Linked DNA regions of Homo sapiens: region 2 is linked to region 1. The links are chromatin contacts, found by Hi-C or POLR2A ChIA-PET in ENCODE. All regions are on one chromosome and are shown on one strand. Each heading gives the region's core, a stretch centred on a gene start or an enhancer-like site at or near the end of the contact. The rest is flanking DNA. Distances are from core to core; before and after follow the strand shown.

Evidence for each region. Hi-C counts contacts between places; a loop is a spot of excess contacts on that map. ChIA-PET counts read pairs that join two places held with the same protein, here RNA polymerase II (POLR2A). Pooled maps may share reads with other maps.
Region 2: a loop to region 1 is called in a pooled map, with 4 times the contacts of the local background. The contact joins the promoter of RFC5 here to the enhancer-like site in region 1. A Hi-C loop is called at or near these places in 2 of 50 pooled maps. POLR2A ChIA-PET finds 5 or more read pairs at or near these places in 2 of 52 experiments (A673 and B cell).

Annotation. Positions count from the first base shown.
Region 1 is chr12:116,194,351-116,200,255 of GRCh38, reverse strand. The region is part of intron 2 of MED13L (mediator complex subunit 13L); the gene reads left to right. Among named protein-coding and RNA genes, the nearest start is that of MIR620, 49 kb to the right of the region's middle. RefSeq lists a silencer at 2,778-3,072 and an enhancer at 2,778-3,072. Within about 2 kb of position 4,520, at least 3 of the 41 ENCODE cell types and tissues checked have a DNase peak (open chromatin) inside an H3K27ac peak, as active enhancers do; they include B cell, where a contact is called at or near this core.
Region 2 is chr12:118,015,099-118,020,828 of GRCh38, reverse strand. It overlaps RFC5 (replication factor C subunit 5), which reads right to left and starts at 4,126. Exons shown (of 11, transcript NM_007370.7): 1 at 3,937-4,126; 2 at 1,693-1,757; 3 at 1,061-1,197. The coding sequence starts at 4,001. RefSeq lists a silencer at 3,835-3,884 and an enhancer at 4,249-4,418.

The DNA of each region.
Region 1 (5,905 bases), core at 3,271-5,770:
TTTTTCCTGGGGTAAGAAGGAAATGCGATAATTAAAAAAAAGGCAGGGGATTGGTAGTACTTTATTAAAGAAATCTTATGTTGCTAAGATAATTTAGTCATGTAATTTTTTAAAAAACAGGCTATTTAAAATAATGTTTGCTTTTTCCTTCTTCTTCTCCTTTTTTTTTTTTTTTTGAAAAGCATCCTCCTGCCTTGGCCATCCAGAGTGCTAGGATTACAGGCATGAGCCATGGCGCCCGGACTTTTCCTCCTTTTATTTCAACCATGACAATGTATTTTGGCTCTCTGCTGATTTAAATTATATTTCGTGGAAAACAGTATGACGTCCAAAATGCTCATATAACCTTGAACTTGAAATTATTTTCCTGAGAAAATTTGTCCTTCTGACTGATGCTCTTTAGTGTATAAAGGTATTAGTTGTAATTGATTGGCTTCTTAAATGTTGGAAGTATGGTGTTAAGGCAGATAGATTTCTTTATTTCTTGAGGGGTGGAGATTAGATTTTGATACTGGACCAAAAAATGATTTTTCCTGATATAGGTTTGAATTAAAAAAAAAAAGTAGCATTTAAAAAGTATGGATTCCTGGTCTTAAAATTTGATGACTGTTTAACCAAATGGGAACTGTTTTTCTGAAAGTGCTTTAGGGCAATCAGTGCTAATGCTTTTACATGCTTACTGAAAGTAGAAACCTAGGCATTTGATCAGAGTATTTTCTAAGAGATAGAAAATGTTTAAAAGTCAGATGATAAGCTTGCATAAGCCTCAAGGGTGACACAATTTAGTATTCCTAAATAAGGACTTAGTGTTTCTTGCAGATGAGGATATTGCAATAGGAAGCTATTTGACATAAAAATAAAGTGTGCGTGAAGTGTGCTGTATCACTTTTGTGTAAACTCTCTTTTTGATTTTCTTAAGCAGAAATGGCTGAGATTGGGTTTACATAGTCTCTTAAAATCAAAGCTTGCTTTACTGCATAGAATAAAATGTGTTTCTCTGACTGACTAGTACTGTATAAAATAGCCTACCTCTCTCATGCAAAAACTGATATTGGACAGAAGATGGAAGAGACAAGATAAAAAAAATGGGACCAGAATGGAAAGGGAATCACAGAGGTGGCTAGTATTAGATTCCCAGAGCAAGGAGAAAGAACAAGCAAATAAGAACATGGTAACTTTTTCTCTAAATGGGTCAGATAGTAACCTCTACTTTATAGTCCCTAATCAGTGTGCCCACCTGTAGACATAGAAACTTTAGTGGTTCCTAGGGGCAGAGAGGGTGGGAATCAGGCCTTAAAGAGAGGCAGCAGGAGACATTAACTTTGTGTAATTGTACTCTGATGTACTAAGACTTAATGACTTAGGTTCCTTAGCATCTATATCTTTTTCCAAAGCTGCAGCTGTAATTCATTTTACTATTTCTCCTAAAGAGTGTCCATTCAGTGTTATTATTATTCATCAAATAGGTTTTGCATGCTTACTATGTGGAGGGCAAGTCATAAGATCTGTAAGAGGAATTTCTTGGATCCCTTTCTTTATGGCGCTCTTAGTCTAGGGGAGGTGTTAGAGGCAGGATGATGGACACTAAGAAAGATGTAATTATAAAACTGTTAAGTTATGGCAACATTAACTGATAGTCAGGATGCAGTGCTTCCCAGGAGAAACACTGTGCTCCTTTGACCCCATGAGTGGAGTTGTCAGAGAAGTCTCAGTGAAGAGGCACATCTAAACTTCTGTAGGGGGTCAGAGAAGAGACAGCAATTTATTCAGTTTGGGATTGATGAAAGTATTGCAAATGTAGGCGGCACTACTGCCTTTACAGAAGAGTTAGATTTCACCAGGAAAGAAGGAAGGAAAAGGTACTCTAAGCAGGAAACACAAGAAAGGCATGAAAAAAAATTTTTTTTAAAGTATGTGATATGTGTGTGGGATATGTTGAATACCCTTGGGTTGCTTGAAATAGAATTTTGTGTCAGCAGGGGAGAAAAAGGTAGGGTGAGGACAGCTTGTGATATAAGATGGATGGTACAGTTGAGACCTAAGCAGGAGGAAAAGATGAAATATTTTAAAAAGAATTTTTTTTTACATTGTAGTTCTCTGGTACTTAAAATATGTAATATATGCAGTAAAAATTATTGGGTTCTTGGTGTGTGGAAGGAAAGTAACAAATAACATCATGTTTTGGTTATCTGCCATACATAAGCACTATTGATGGTATTATTGTTAATGACTTTGTGCATTCATAGGTGTTTGCTAAATAAGTGTTCTCTGTAAAAATTTCTTTTCAATGGAAATTCTTGCTTTTATATGAACATGTTAAAATTCTTTTGGCTTTCTACAAAAGAAATGGATTGCTGGGTGATAAATGCCAATTTAAAATGTTACACTACTTTGATTAAAAAATCATAAAGAGTTGCTTTCTAATTTTCATGATTTTTAGCTAGCAGCTGGTGAGTAACTGCTTTTTTTTTTTCCTTTTTTTCTTTTTTTGAGACGGAGTTTCACTCTTATTGCCCAGGCTGGAGTGCAATGGCACAATCTCTGCTCACCACAACCTCCGAATCCTGGGTTCAATGATTCTCCTGCCTCAGCCTCCCGAGTAGCTGAAATTATAGGCATGCGCCACCATGTCCGGCTAATTTTGTATTTTTAGTAGAGATGGAGTTTCTCCATGTTGGTCAGGCTGGTCTTGAACTCCTGACCTCAGGTGATCCGCCCGCCTCGGCCTCCCAAAATGCTGGGATTACAGGGGTGAGCCACCACGCCTGGCCAAGTAACTGCTTTTGAAGCAGTTGGAGCTCCCATTTGTGTCCCAGAAGAACATCTTACTGATGAAAATAAAGTAGTGGTTGTGCTAAATGACTGAAGAATGGACAACGAGATAAAGCAGAGAACAGAGATAGAGTTCCTTATGGCAGTGGGCCAGAGTCCTACTGACATGTACAGATAACTAAAGAAAGCGTGTGCTGTGTATCTTGTGCTGTCAGATAGATGCTGACTGAACCGTGCTAGTTAGGGAGACCAGCCCTTCAGCCGAGTACACGGTTTCATCTTTGCAGTTAGGCTGCAGGACTGCTGCTGTATTTTCATCCACCGGAGCTTAATATAATTTTAAGGATTATGTGGGTGGAGGCTTAGACTAAAGTAAAGTGAGTGTGCTGTTTATCACCAGCAAAGAGTATGCTTTGTCTTGAGAGAGAGACACTGAACTGATGTTCTGTCTTATTGTTTGTGTTTTCAGACTTAATATGGTTACTGTTCAAACTACTATATATCTTTGAAAGATTCCCATTGATATGTATTCCCATCAAAAAGAATTACTAAGTATATAACTAGATATAAATGCCTTCAAATTTTGAAGACATGTCTGTCTAATGCTAAAATTAATGCACTTTTATTAATCTGATAGTGCCCCTAAAATACACAAAACTTTAACCAGCTGTATGTCTTAACTAGTTTAGATAAAACCATCAGATTCTTAAGCTATGTAGACACAGCTGGACCACCAAAAAGAGAGTTAAAATTTTATAATATAAATGCAGCCTAAATTATCAGCATTATTACTTTTCTATTTATTTTAAATTTGGAGAGAAAGGTTAAAAGATACTTCTGATTGAATAAATTGTGTTGATGGCAGTAGGTTTGCTTTTTGATTGTATATTTGGTTTTAGTTAACAAGAAATCCTGTTACTCAATTCTGTAATCTACTATTCTAGTACTCTTCTACCCCAATCACAAGTTTTATTGCCACCGTTTTGGAAAGAAAGCACTCTTATCTCATGTGTCATTTCTCTGGGTGTTAGAAACTGAATTTAAAGGACTATTAAGTTGCAGCCGAAGCCGAAGACTGGGCCAGTCAGACTTTTTTTTTTTTTGTTAATTGCACCTTACTTATTGGCCCTGTTTTCAATTTTGCTCTGTGGAAACACCCAGAGGACCTCTGTGGTGTTCTTGGGTAGCATGTATTCTGTACACAATTTGGCCCTCTAAAGTGAGGTCAACAGTAAAAAATATAATTTAAAAATTAAGCTAGATGAGTTCAACCAGTAATTTTTTTTCTTGCTACTTGAAAGTTAGATTATCCATTAGGTTATAATTTTCTTTGTTATGTTGTTGATCTGGATAATATATGATTCAGTGTAATTTTTTCTTTTCTCATTGCCTCTTTGCTTGTTCTGAAACTGCTGTTAAATATATCATTGAACCTTGTTTTCTGGCCTCCATAATATATCTTTAAAACTTCTTTGCCTCTGCAACTTTCTAGTTAAATTCTTCATTATTATTCTCTAGTTTATTAACTCCTTTTCAATTTTTACTGTTTACATTTTATCTCTTACTCAGTTTTTCATTTCCATTGCTTATTTTAAAATTATTTAAAACTTACTTTGAGTTAAAATATTCATTCTTTAGCTTTTAAATTCTTTTTCATTTCCACCTAGCCTTGTTTCACTTCTGCTTGTTGTGATTTTTTTTCCCTTTATAAAAGAAATTTTACTCTTTTATAAAGAGTAAAAGAGTGGCTCACGCCTGTAATCCCAGCACTTTGGGAGGCTGAGGTGGGTGGATCGCTTGAGGTCAGGAGTTCAAGACCAGCCTGGCCAACATGGCAAAATCCTGTCTCTACTGAAAATACAAAAATTAGCTGGTGTGGTAGCGCACACCTGTAATCTCAGCTACTTGGGAAGCTGAGGCAGGAGAATCGCTTTGAACCTGGGAGGCGGAGGTTGCAGTGAGCCGAGATTGTGCTACCCTAGCCTGGGTGACAGAGCCAGACTCTATCTCAAAAAAAGAAAAAAATTTTAAGCATACTATTTTCAGGCTTTTCTGTTTCTATTTTGTTTGAAGGGATTTTGTATTTCAGTTGCTGTGTTTTTATTCGTTTTCTTTATGTCATGGTACAGCTTTGACTGGGAAGTCCCCCCACTCCCCACAGTCCCTTCTAGTGGTTTTGCACGTATTCTTAACTGCTTCTCCCTGTTGCCCCCACCCCCACCAAGGTCTTAGATTGGCAGCAGAGGGCACTTGTCTCCCACTGATGGTAGATACACCTGCATCTTTGTTCCAGTTGGCCAGGCAGTGGGATAGTGTGGCTGAAGCCCTAGTATTCTCACTTTCCTAGGCACTCAGTTTCTGAGAAGACATACTTCCTGAAAGTCCACACAGCTTACTTACCCCCAGGCAGCTGTTAGTAGCAGTTTGTTTTCAGCCCAATTTCGGCCTCAGTCCCTTATCTTAGGTGGGCCACTTTTATTCCTGTTTCTATAGGATCTGAAACCTAGGCCTTCACTGGTTCCTTCTGAAACCAGAGCCTAGCAGCCCTATACCTTCTGCCCACTCTCTGTTACATATTTCTGTTTCATGGTGATGCTGGTCTTTTTTAGTTAGGTAGGTCTTTAAAATGTCTTCTCCAGGATTTTGCCTGTTGTTGCTTTGTATTTGAAACAGGGTGGGTTTTCAAAGCAATTTATGATGCCATCTTGATTGGAAGTTCCAGTAAATTAAAAAAATTATTTCTAGCTTATTATATTTCAGTCATATTTTATTTTTAACAAGCTTTTGATTTTTTAAACAATCTTGTGAATCTTTTCATATTCTCTAGAACATATAAATATTTCTCTTTATGCAGTTCAGCCAAAGTTTATTTAGCATTGTGGGCTTAATATTTTCGTGATGCTTTTGAATGTGGTTAAGGTGAATTTGATCAGATGGATTGAGGATTTGTAGATGAAGTAGTCCTGAATGATTTTTACTATGATTAGGAAATACCCTGTACTTAAAAAGAAGTAGGGGTGGCTGGGAGTGGTGGCTCATGCCTGTAATCCCAGCACTTTGGGAGGCGGAGGTGGGTGGCTCACCTGAGGTCGGGAGTTTGAGACCAGCCTGACCAACATGGAGAAACCCTGTC
Region 2 (5,730 bases), core at 2,877-5,376, 1.8 Mb before region 1:
CTCATCAGTCCAGCTCAGCAGGCTAGCTCTCTATGTCTAATGATGGCTAAGAGATCATCATAAAATAAAAAATCAGTTTTACACAAAATTCACTAAATTAATAAAGATGGCTATATTACCCCCACCCTTTGAGGACAATGACTGACATAAATTGGAGAAATAATTAATTGGTATGGTTACACTGAACAGCACCTCTGGTATGAGCAGAATGATACAAATTTCAGCTACCACAATCCTAAGTTACCAAGTTCTTAATAAACTGAAATAAGGACATTAGTAGCAGCAAAGTTCTGAGACCTGCGTCTAAAAAGTAAGTTAAACTTTTCTTGCAATAGACAATACTCAGATTTTTGAATCTAAGTATATTAGTCAAGGTCCCAGCAATATACAGATGGCATACTCAAATGCAGCAATTTGAAGAGAATTAAACAAGATCTTTTTAAAGGTGTGATATAGGAAAACCATGGGGCTATGCAATACCTGTCACCCTTGAGCCTGAAGGGCTTAGTGAAGGGAGTGGCTGTAGGCACCTGGAGAGGGCTGCAGGAAAGGTACCACCTGTGAGATGTACCCTACAGGTGGGCCATGCTGCCAGCCTGTGTCAGCCCCCAGGGAAGGCCCAGGCATCACTCACTTCCTTCCCCCACCCCTGCCAAGGCCCCTATTGGCCAAACCCAACCAGGAGCCAGAGGGTAAGTGAGCTTATAGTCAGTAGGGCTCAGCCTTCCAGGCAGGAATATGGTGGAGAAACGTGGAGAATTGATCTAGAGGGGCCATGGCAGACAGGCAGCAACCAAGTCACCATAAAGTAAGGTTTGGGGAGAAGTTGGCAAGAGCAAAGAAAAAGGTGCCAAACCCTACAACTGCCCTCTAGCTGACCAACGCTAATCCAGACCAAAATGACCATTATAGGAAAAAGGGAATTAAAATATTCAAATTTACTTCTTTCCTAACTGTCCGTGGGGCAACTTACTTTTAAAGTAAAATAAAACCAGCAGAACTGAAATTAAGAGACTGGAGTCTCTTAAGTTATTTGTAGAGTAAGAACAATCTTATTTACCTCCAAGACCATGGAGCCAAATTCTTTGTCTTTATATAGCTGTTTCGCACAGGCTAGGATGGTAGATGTCTTGCCTGTCCCTGGGGGACCGTAGAGAAGCAAGTGTGGCAGTCGGTCTTCATTGATAAACTTCTGAACTGAGGATCAGGAAGGAAGAAGGGCACCATCAGTCTTTGGGAGCTGCCTCATTCACCCTGGGCTCCTGAGTTGGGCTGAAAGCTCTTCAACCCAATTCAATGTCCAAATCAGAGGCAGATACAACTTGATGTAGGGGCCTCATATCTACTTTCGTGGAACAACTGGAATTCACTCAATAGCGCAGCCAGTCAACAAGTATTTATTGAGTGCCTACTGTGTTACAGGCACCTTTCTGGGTGCTGGCAACATCTGTGAACTTAAATGATTCTCCGTAATGCTATTTTTACTCCACTGTGTTGCAATTTTATGCTCATGTTTGTGACTTACCCACTGGACTGTAGCAACCTGAAGAAAATGAATGAATGATCTTAAAGCCACATTCTACAAAGCGCAATCAGATTCTTTGAAGTTATTACTTAGGAGAGACAACATCACCAAGCAATTTATACAAGTCGCTCAAGCAGGACAAGAGCAACTGACACATGAATACTTACTGGTACTCAGAATGTCCTGATGAGAAATGAGATCATTCAGGGTCTGTGGCCGGTATTTTTCAACCCTGAAATACAATTTAGTATGTATTATGACATATATAAATGCAAGAATATTTTATGTGCAAAAGAATCCTTGCAGGTCAGGCACAGTGGCTCATGCCTGTAATCCCAGCACTTTGGGAGGCCAAGGTGGGTGGATCATTTGGGGTCAGGAGTTCAAGACCAACCAGCCCGGCCAACATGGCAAAACCCTGTCTCTATGGGTACCTCCTAGGGTCTTTGTAAGGATAGAACAACTAACAGGGTGTCTGCTAACCCGATAATATGCCATTCAATAAAAAATACCAAAAAATACAAAAATTAGCTGGGCATGGTGGCATACCCCTGTAGCCCCAGCTACCCCGAAGGCTGGGGTGGGAGAATTGCTGGAACCCGGGAGGCGGAGGTTGCAGTGAACCGAGATTGCACCACTGCACTCCAGCACTCCAGCCTGGGCGACAGAGTGAGACCTTGTCTTAAAAAAAAAAACAGAATCCTTTCATATCCTAATTTAAAAAGGAAGAATAAGAAAGCACTTTAAGTTTGAACAGACCAGTGGTTCCCAACCACAGGTGATTTTGTCTTCCTAGGAACATCTAGTGATATCTAGAAACATACTTAGTTGTCACAGGTGGGCAGAGGGTCCTATGGCACTCAGTGTGTAGTCTCCAGGAATGCTGTTAAACATGCTACAGTGCACAGGACAGCTCCCCTAAACCCACCCAGAGTATCTGGCCCAAAATGTCAATAGTGCTGAGGTTGAAAACTCTGTTCTAACTTCATCTTTCCAGCTGTTTGCCTATAATCTCAACCTGATGGGCACCTACTATTGCAAAGTGCATTTGAAACTGAACTCCTACCCAAATAGACTTCAACAGAAGAATGGATAGGTAAAATCTCTTCTGTCCATACAATGGAATATGATTCAGCCATAACAAGAAATTAACTACTGATACAAGCAGCAACATGCATGAACCTTGAAAACATGATCCTGAGTGAAAGAAACCAGACACAAAAGGCCACATAGTGTAGGATTCCACTTACATGAAATGTCCAGAATAGGCAAATCCATAGATAGAAAGCAGATTAGTGGTTGCCAGGGGCTAGAGGAAGGGGAGAATGGGGAGTAACTGTCAATGGGTAAAGGATTTCCATTTGGGGTGATGAAATTTTGGAACTAGATAGCGGGAAGACTCCACAACAGTACACTGCATTCTGAATGTACTTAATGCCACTGAATTGTACATTTTAAAATGGTTACAGGATGGGCTTGGTAGCTCGCCTCTAAAAGTCCCAGTTCTTCGGAGGCTGAGGCAGGAGAATGGCTTGAACCCCAATGTTTGAGGTTACACTGAGCTGTGATCACACCACTGCGCTCCAGCATGGGCGACAGAGCGAGACCCTGTCTCTAAAAAAAAAAAATACGTAAATACATAAAATAGTTACAACTGTCAATCTTCTGGGTTTTTTTTAACCACAATAAAGACAAATTGAACTAGTTACTAGACAATGACAACTTGCAGCTTTTCGAAGCCAAGCCAAATTGCTTCAAAGTCTTGGAAGCATTGCGAGAACATAGCTGTTTAAGTAGGATGGTTAAGAGTACAAGATCTGAATTCAGACTTCCTAGATTCACCTCCAAGCCAATTTTCTCCCTTGGACCATAGGGAAGTCATTACATCTTTCTAAAATGCAGTTTCCTCCTGTGTAAAATTTGAAGCGGTGCCTACCTCCTACGGTCTTTGTAAGGATCGAACATCTAACAGGGCGTCTGCTAATCTAATAATATGCCATTCAATAAAAGTTGACCAGGGAGCGTTATTACTAGTTTAAAATGTGACCAATAGTCGCATCGCAGGTTTTGAAGAGTGGGAAGAGGGCATTTTGGCATGGAGGCCATTGCAGGCGTCAGGAGACGCGGGATCGAACCCCTGTGCTGTCACCAGGTGCGAAAGCCGCCTTCTTCTTCGGCAAATGGAGCTGGGGGTGAAAGGGTGAGAACTGGCAAAAGCCCTAAACAGAACGGACGAGTCTGGGTAGCTGGGGGGTGTCGGGGGAAACCTCTGCAGGTCGGTCCCGGCTGCAGGCCTGGAGACGACGGGAAGAGGTCGGGTTGGGGTCCGGTCACCTGCCACCCCAGCCACCTCCTCCCCGCGCGGCCGCCTGGCCCCCTCTGCCCACCGCCGCCGCTCGGCCTCCTCCTACCAGGGCAGGTTCCTGATCTTGGTCGCCGCGGGCTGCTCCTGCTGCTTGAGTGCTGAGGTCTCCATGGCGGGGAGACGAAGGTGACCAGATCCGCTGAGATCGTCGCGTCACCCAAGCGCCTGCACAGTGACCAGCCGCGACCTGACCCTGAGACCCTGGCACTTACAGTTCGCGCGCAAAAGCAACTCTCGCGAGACGCGGCCACCAGTTTCCGACTTCCTCCCTCGGTCCCGCCCCCTCGCGTTGCTAGGGCGTCGGTTGCTAGGTTACCGGAGGCGCGGGCCGCCAGCGTCCCTCCAAGCTCCGCCCCTCCAGCCTGCTCTGAACTCTCAGATACCCAGGCGCTTCCAGAGCAGGGCAGCGGGAGAGGCAGGGCCCCCTGCAGCCCCAGTCATCATTACATATTAAGATCTCAAGGCCAAAGCCAATTCCTGCCATCGCCAAGCTTCAAACACTTAAATTCAAAGGAACAAAAGCTGCCGGGGCTCAAAAAAAAAAAAAAAAATCTAAGAAAAAAAACAACACCGAGTAAAACGGCTGGGTCTTGAATATAGATGCCTTTGCGAAAGAAGGCTTGAGATACCTCTCGGCCCCCAAGCTGGGAGGTGAATATTTGGAAATGAAAACAACCCCAAACAAACACAACTGCAACCTACCTATCTCCGGAATCCGTGCCCCTCGCCCAAAAAGTTTAGGGAACCAACCTCCAGAAAACGACTCCAGAGAAAAACAAACAGAAACTTCCAGTTGGGTTAATCTGTGTCGCTGGAAGGTCTAGTTCATGAACACAGAGGACAAGGTCCTTGTGATCTGAGATACTGAGGAGAATCGATATCAACATTTTAGGTTTTTTTCCTGAGGCGAGGAGAATTCTAGATCACTTTTATTTTCTTCTTTTTTGTTGGTCTGTATTTTCTTTTCTTTTTTTTGGTGTCTTGCTCTGTCACCCAGGCTGGAGTGCAGTGGCGCTATCTCGGCTCACTGCAACCTCTGCCTCCCGGGTTCAAGCGATTCTCTGCCTCAACCTCCGGAGAAGCTGGGATTACAGGCGCGCGCCACCACGCCTGGCTAATTTTTGTATTTTTAGTAGAGATGGGATTTTGCCATGTTGGATAGGCTGGTCTCGAATTCCTGACCTCAAGTGATCCACCCGCCTCAGCCTCCCAAAGTGCTGGGATTACAGGCGTGAGCCACTGCGCCTGGCCTGGTCTGTATTTTCCAGCAATGAGCATGCAAAGCATCCATATTGAAGTCTTTTCTTTTTTTTTTTCTTTTAACATGATGAGGAAGACAAAAATCCTGGAGGATTTTTGAGGCTGGCCTGGGGTCAGCAGTGTTCTGATTAGGAGGTAGCAATACTCTTTGCATAGGATTACATCACTGTCACCTGCTTCAGGAACACAGCAGAGGGACAGTGGCAAGTATGTGATGGCAGTTATGGCTTCACCCTAGCCCCTGCCTGGGGACCCCGAAGAAGGGGATCAGCTAGGGCTTGTGATGTGACAGTGCCCCTACTCTGCTTGCTCCCAGGAAACTTTAACACTGGGGGCTTAGATCATTAGCATGCCATTTTTAAACTTTTCTTTCTTTCTTTTAAGATAAAACTGGTTTTATTCATTTTTATCTCCAGGAAGGGAATCATAAATGATTAACAAGTTTTTCTTAAATACTAAGGCTAAAAATCAGCACATGTTTACAATTAATTTGCTGACACATGCTGAGGTGAGATATAGATGCCTCTGAATTAAAGTTATAGAAACACATTAAATATTTGTCATGTATTGCCAAATTCTG